Linked DNA regions of Homo sapiens: region 2 is linked to region 1. A link is a contact called in ENCODE Hi-C or POLR2A ChIA-PET data. All regions are on one chromosome and are shown on one strand. The core of a region is the stretch at or near the end of the contact, and the rest is flanking DNA. Distances in the headings are between cores, read along the strand shown. Region 1 has its middle 30 kb from the start of GRTP1. Region 2 overlaps GRTP1 (growth hormone regulated TBC protein 1).

What was found. A loop is a pair of places that touch in the nucleus more often than their neighbours do. ChIA-PET counts read pairs that join two places held with the same protein, here RNA polymerase II (POLR2A). Pooled maps may share reads with other maps.
Region 2: a map of gastrocnemius medialis shows a loop between it and region 1 (2.8-fold over the local background). The contact joins two enhancer-like sites. A Hi-C loop is called at or near these places in 3 of 168 maps with a recorded cell type or tissue (Caco-2, gastrocnemius medialis and psoas muscle) and 8 of 50 pooled maps. POLR2A ChIA-PET finds 5 or more read pairs at or near these places in 8 of 52 experiments (Caco-2, H1, PC-3 and 4 more).

What each region holds. Positions count from the first base shown.
Region 1 is chr13:113,392,695-113,395,394 of GRCh38, forward strand. No RefSeq gene overlaps it. Among named protein-coding and RNA genes, the nearest start is that of GRTP1, 30 kb to the left of the region's middle. RefSeq lists an enhancer at 769-1,310 and silencers at 1,228-1,577, 1,588-1,697. Within about 2 kb of position 1,422, at least 14 of the 41 ENCODE cell types and tissues checked have a DNase peak (open chromatin) inside an H3K27ac peak, as active enhancers do; they include gastrocnemius medialis and psoas muscle, where a contact is called at or near this core.
Region 2 is chr13:113,326,085-113,328,784 of GRCh38, forward strand. GRTP1 (growth hormone regulated TBC protein 1) reads right to left here. Exons shown (of 8, transcript NM_024719.4): 6 at 1-7. Among named protein-coding and RNA genes, the nearest start is that of GRTP1-AS1, 24 kb to the right of the region's middle. Within about 2 kb of position 1,372, at least 3 of the 41 ENCODE cell types and tissues checked have a DNase peak (open chromatin) inside an H3K27ac peak, as active enhancers do; they include gastrocnemius medialis and psoas muscle, where a contact is called at or near this core.

The DNA of each region.
Region 1 (2,700 bases), core at 172-2,671:
AAATTAGTGCATACCTGTGATCCCAGCTACTCAGGAGGCTGAGGCGGGAGAATTGCTTGAGCCCAGGAGGTTGAGGCTGCAGTGAGCCATGATTGCACCACTGCACTCCAGTCTGGGCGATAAAGTGAAACCCCGACTCTTAAAAAAAACGGGCTGGGCACGGTGGCTCACGCCTGCAATCCCAGAACTTTGGGACGCTGAGGCCGGCGGATCACCTGAGGTCAGGAGTTCGAGACCAGCCTGACCAACATGGAGAAAACTCCATCTCTGCTGAAAAAAAAAAATTAGCCAGGTGTGGTGGCACATGCCTATAATCCCAGCTACTCGGGAGGCTGAGGCAGGAGAATCGCTTGAACCTGGGAGGTGGAGGTTGCAGTGAGCCGAGATCGCGCCATTGCGCTCCAGCCTGGGCAATAAGAGTGAAGCTTGGTCTCAAAAAAAAAAAAAAGTATCCCTGGCACCTTCTCACAGACAGAACAGGGAAAAGGAGGGGCGGTTTACATCCCTGTGGAGCACAGCAAACCCACACAATGAGCCTTTCAGGTGTGGGGGGCAGGAGCAGGGCGGGGGCTGTCTCCCAGGGACCATCAGTCGGTTGGCTCAGGGGCTCAGGAGCCCAGGCCCGATGCCAGGAAGCTTCTCACCCCTAAGGAGAGGACACGCAGTCAGTCCGACTGGCAAAGTGGCCGGATCAGCGCCTGGCTGTGCCACCCCACATGGAGTGCCACACGCGGTCACAACAGCCCCATGACGTAGGTCCCAGTATTACTATTTTAGGGAAGACTGTGGTACACGCACCCGGACACACAGTTGCACATATGGCCACACAGGCCTCCACCTCTACTACCCAGACAAGTGCCCCAGTGCGCATCACACATGCACATGGGTGTGTACACAGCCTGCCCAGACACAGCCCTCCACAACACAGGGACCCACCCATGCACACACGCGTGTGCACACACACCAAGCAGACACGGCCCCTACACAACACAGGGACCCACCCATGCACACACGCGTGTGCACACACACCAAGCAGACACAGCCCTCCACAACACAGGGACCCACACATGTACACACTAAGGAAATGTGGAAACACTACGTGACCTCCGGTGGCAAGGCCATGGCTGGAAGCCCTGCAGCCTCTCCGGCTTCCAGGTCCTGATGCCAAGGCTGCCCCTCCCAGAATCCACGAGGAGGTCACCGTCCCCGCTCCGCACCAGGGAGGGGCTCCAGAAGCCCGGAGGCCAGCGCCGAGGTCCCCGCACGTACGCCTGTGTCCCCGGCTCTGGGGAAGGCAACCGTCCCTTAGGGGGCCGGGAACCTGCGCGCCGCCCCGACTCCCGCCCACCCCGGCGGCTCCCGGCGGCTCCCGGCGGCGTCCGGATGTGGCAGCAGCTCGCGGGCCGGGGCTTCCTCTTGCAGCAGCCGCCGCCCGGGAGGCCGGCAGCGCCCCCTGGCGGACTCAGGCAGGAGGCGTCCGGCGAGGCGGGCGCGGGGTAGGCGGGCGCGGGACGGTGCAGCCCGAGGCCTGTCCCTGCAGGTGCAGGAGGGACCCGTCGCTCCCCTGCGCACCGAGGGGGCGACAACCCCTCCCAGAGACCTGCTGCCCGCGGAGCCTCCCCCAGTGACTCGTGCGGTCCCCAAAGGAGAGGCGGGAAGCCGAGTCCTGGAGAAGCCTGGAGACAATGGGCAACAGGGGCATTGGGCCTCCGTCCAGCCCCCGCCAGCGCCCCAGGGTCACACATAGGCCTTTATTTTCTGATCCTGAAAGTGATGCAAGTGCATTTAAATTAACGCAGAAAGCAGTGACAGATAACGACGGGAAAACACACCTACACATCGGGTGTTCGTGGATAACCACTGCTCACCTTTTTTCGCGTTTCTCTTTCTTTGCCCCCTTCACACGTATTTACATATTTGAATCTACTATTTTATACTGGATTTTTTTTTTCTTTTTGAGGTGTAGCTTCACTCTTGTTGCCCAGGCTGGAGTGCAATGGCGCCATCTCGGCTCACTGTAACCTCTGCCTCCTGGGTTCAAGCGATTCTCCTGCCTCAGCCTCCTGAGTAGCTGGGATTACAGGCGTCCGCCGCCACCATGTCCAGCTAATTTCTGTATTTTTAGTAGAGATGGGGTTTCCCCATGTTGGCCGGGCTGATCTCGAACTCCTGACCTCAGGTGATCCACCCTCCTTGGCCTCCCAAAGTGCTGGGATTACAGGCATGAGCCACTGCGCCCGGCCTTATATTGGATTTTAAACATTAAATGGTACAATATTTTCCATTTCACAAAGTTCTTCCTCAGCTAATTTTAAATGACTGCTATTTCACTGAATAAGACACCACACTTTATTTAACTAATCTCTTTTTTTTTTTTGAGAGGGAGTCTTGCAATGTTGCCCAGGCTGGAGTGCAATGGTGTGATCTCGTCTCACCGCAACCTCCGCCTCCTGGGTTCAAGCGATTCTCCTGCCTCAGCCTCCCTAGTAGCTGGGATTACAGGTGCCCGCCACCACGCCCAGCTAATTTTTTGTATTTTTAGTAGACACGGGGTTTCACTGTGTTGGCCAGGCTGGTCTTGAACTCCTGACTTCGTGATCCGCCCGCCTCGGCCTCCCAAAGTGCTGGGATTACAGGCGTGAGCCACCGCGCCTGGCCAACTAATCTCTTAATTGGTGGACATTTGTGTCACTTATGGCT
Region 2 (2,700 bases), core at 122-2,621, 67 kb before region 1:
TAGTAATCTGCCAGGCAATGTGGAGAAAAGACCCCGAGACACTCCCGTCACCTCCACAAGCCCCATTCCCCTCAGAGCCAGACAAAGACAACAGGGCCACCCTGGGAGGACCCCTCCCAAGAGGGAGGGACAAAGTTGGAGAGGAAGAGTCGGGGTGAGGCCTGCAGACACAGGGCTCATGGGGAGCGACCCCCACAGCCAGGCCTTTCAGGACGTCCCTGAGGCTGGAGGGATAGGCTGGATGCCGCCTGGCTGGGCATCAGTTAAAATCTGCAGGTGGAGGGTGGCGCGGTGGGGGGGGGGGGGGCGGGAGCGTGGCTCACACCTGTAATCCCAGCACTTTGGGAGGCCGAGGCGGGTGGATCACCTAAAGTCAGGAGTTCAAGACCAGCCTGGCTGACATGGCTGAAACCCCGTCTCTACTAAAAATACAAAAATTAGCCAGGTGTGGTGGTGGGCACCTGTAACCCCAGCTATTCAGGAGGCTGAGGCAGGAGAATCGCTTGAACCTGGGAGGTGGAGGTTGCAGTGGGCCGAGATCACACCACTGCACTCCAGTCTGGGCCACAGAGCGAGACTCTGTCTCAAAAAAACAAACAAACAAAAATCTGCAGGTGGAAAAGAGAGTCCCAAGGAGGTGCAGGCACCCCCGTGTTCCTAGCAGAACTATTTACAACAGCCAAGAGATGGAGGCAACCCACGTGTCCGTCGGCAGACAAGTGGATAACCAACATGTGAATGTCCACACGACGGAATATTATTCAGCCTTAGAAAGGGAGGAAGTCAGGCCACAGCAGCGGGAGGGAGGGAGTGACAGGACCGAGTTCAGTCTGGGAAGATGAAACAGCTCTGGAGAGGGCGGCGGCAATGGTTACACAGAGAGGTAAGCGGCCCTTGTGCCACTGAACTGCACAGGGGAAAGACATGGGTAAGATGGTACATTCTATGTTCTGTGTATTTTACCACAGTAGAAATAAAACGTACTCAGATAAATACTTCCAACAGCTTGCCCTTCTTTTGAATGGACATTTGTCTTACCAAAGCACTTTTGTGTTTACCTACGTAATTTTTTAACTTGTTCATGTAATGAGTTATAGTACATTTTTTTTTGAGACGGAGTCTCGCTCTGTCACCGAGGCTGGAATGTAGTGGCATGATCTTAGCTCACTGGAACCTCTCTGCCTCCTGGGTTCAAGCAATTCTCCTGCCTTAGCCTCCTGAGTAGCTGGGACTACAGGTGCTCACCACCACGCCCAAGCTAATTTTTGTATTTTCAGTAGAGACAAAGTTTCACCATATTTGCCAGGCTGGTCTCGAACTCCTGACCTCATGATCTGCCCGCCTCGGCCTCCAAAAGTGCTGGGATTACAGGCGTGAGCCACTGCGCCCAGTCTGTTCTTGTTAATTCAATATCTTGGTTAAAATAGAACCATCACAAACACTGACGCAACATCACGGTCCTGTCACTGCTTTTCAGAGTGAGCACACAGTGAAGTCGGTTTAATAGTAAATACTAACGCCTCTGAAGGTGATTTAGCCAGAGCCAATTCAGTGAGCAAGCGCCAAGGATTAAAAACGCCTCCCTTCCATATCCTTGTTCTGCACCTGCCACTGGGGTTCTGAGCGCTTTGCTCATCTTTCACCTTCTTAGCTGAGCACATACCGTTCCAGCTGGGGAGAGAGGGGTGAAGAACCATCAATCAGTGCCCACCCTGGTTCTGCAGGTGGCCCCCAACCCCACAGGTGGTGTGGCAGGGGGGCTTGAGTGCCAGGCAGCAGGGGGTCTGCAGAGACACACAGCCTGACCTTGGCCCCAGACACAGAGAAGCTTAGAACAGCTTCCAAAAATAGAGGCGCTGAACTCATTCCCTAAACTCCACCAGGCTGAGCCGGCCACCAAGGGGAGGATTAAATTAAAGCCGCAGCTTCTTTCCCTTCCTTGAACATCGAGGGCAAGGTGGTTCCTCCCAGGCCCAGCCGGCGCAGCGGCTGCTCCCTGCAGAAGGGGCTCATCCCTCAGGCTGAGGCGCAGGCACTGATGTTCCCAGGTGACCACCTCATCTGGTCTCGCGCCGCTATCCCCCCAGGCTCCTTGTCCCTGTCCTTCTGGGGACATCCACGCCTCTGCAAACCACCCAACACTGTGCATTCATCACCGAGGCTCCGGGACGGCACCTGCCTGGCCAGGACGGGGGCACAGCTCTGACACTCCCCTGCACACCCCTCAGGGTCTGCGGTCAGACGTGGGCAGGGGCCATACAAAGACGGTGGCCACAGGCGTCTGCACATGGCTGTGGCTTCCTCCTACTTCATTTCCACTCTGCAGATCTTCCTCTGAGAGCAGGTGTGAGTCCCAAGACCACTCTCTCACATGCACTCACAGGCCAGTTCTCCACCCTGGTGCTTTCAATTAGAAAACAAAAGGTGTGAGTTGAAGACTCAAACAATTTTTTGAGACAGGGTCTCACTCTGTCGCCCAAGCTGGAGTGCAGTGGTGCTATCACAGCTCACTGCAGCCTCAACCTCCTGGGCTCAAGTGATCCCCCTGCCTCAGCCTCCTGCGTAGCTGGGACCACAGGTGTGCACCACCACACCCAGCTAATTTTTAAATATTTTTTGTAGAGAGAAGGTTTTACCATGTTGCCCAGGCTGGTCTAGAATTCCTGGGCAGCCAAAACATTAAATGGTCTGTGCAGCCTT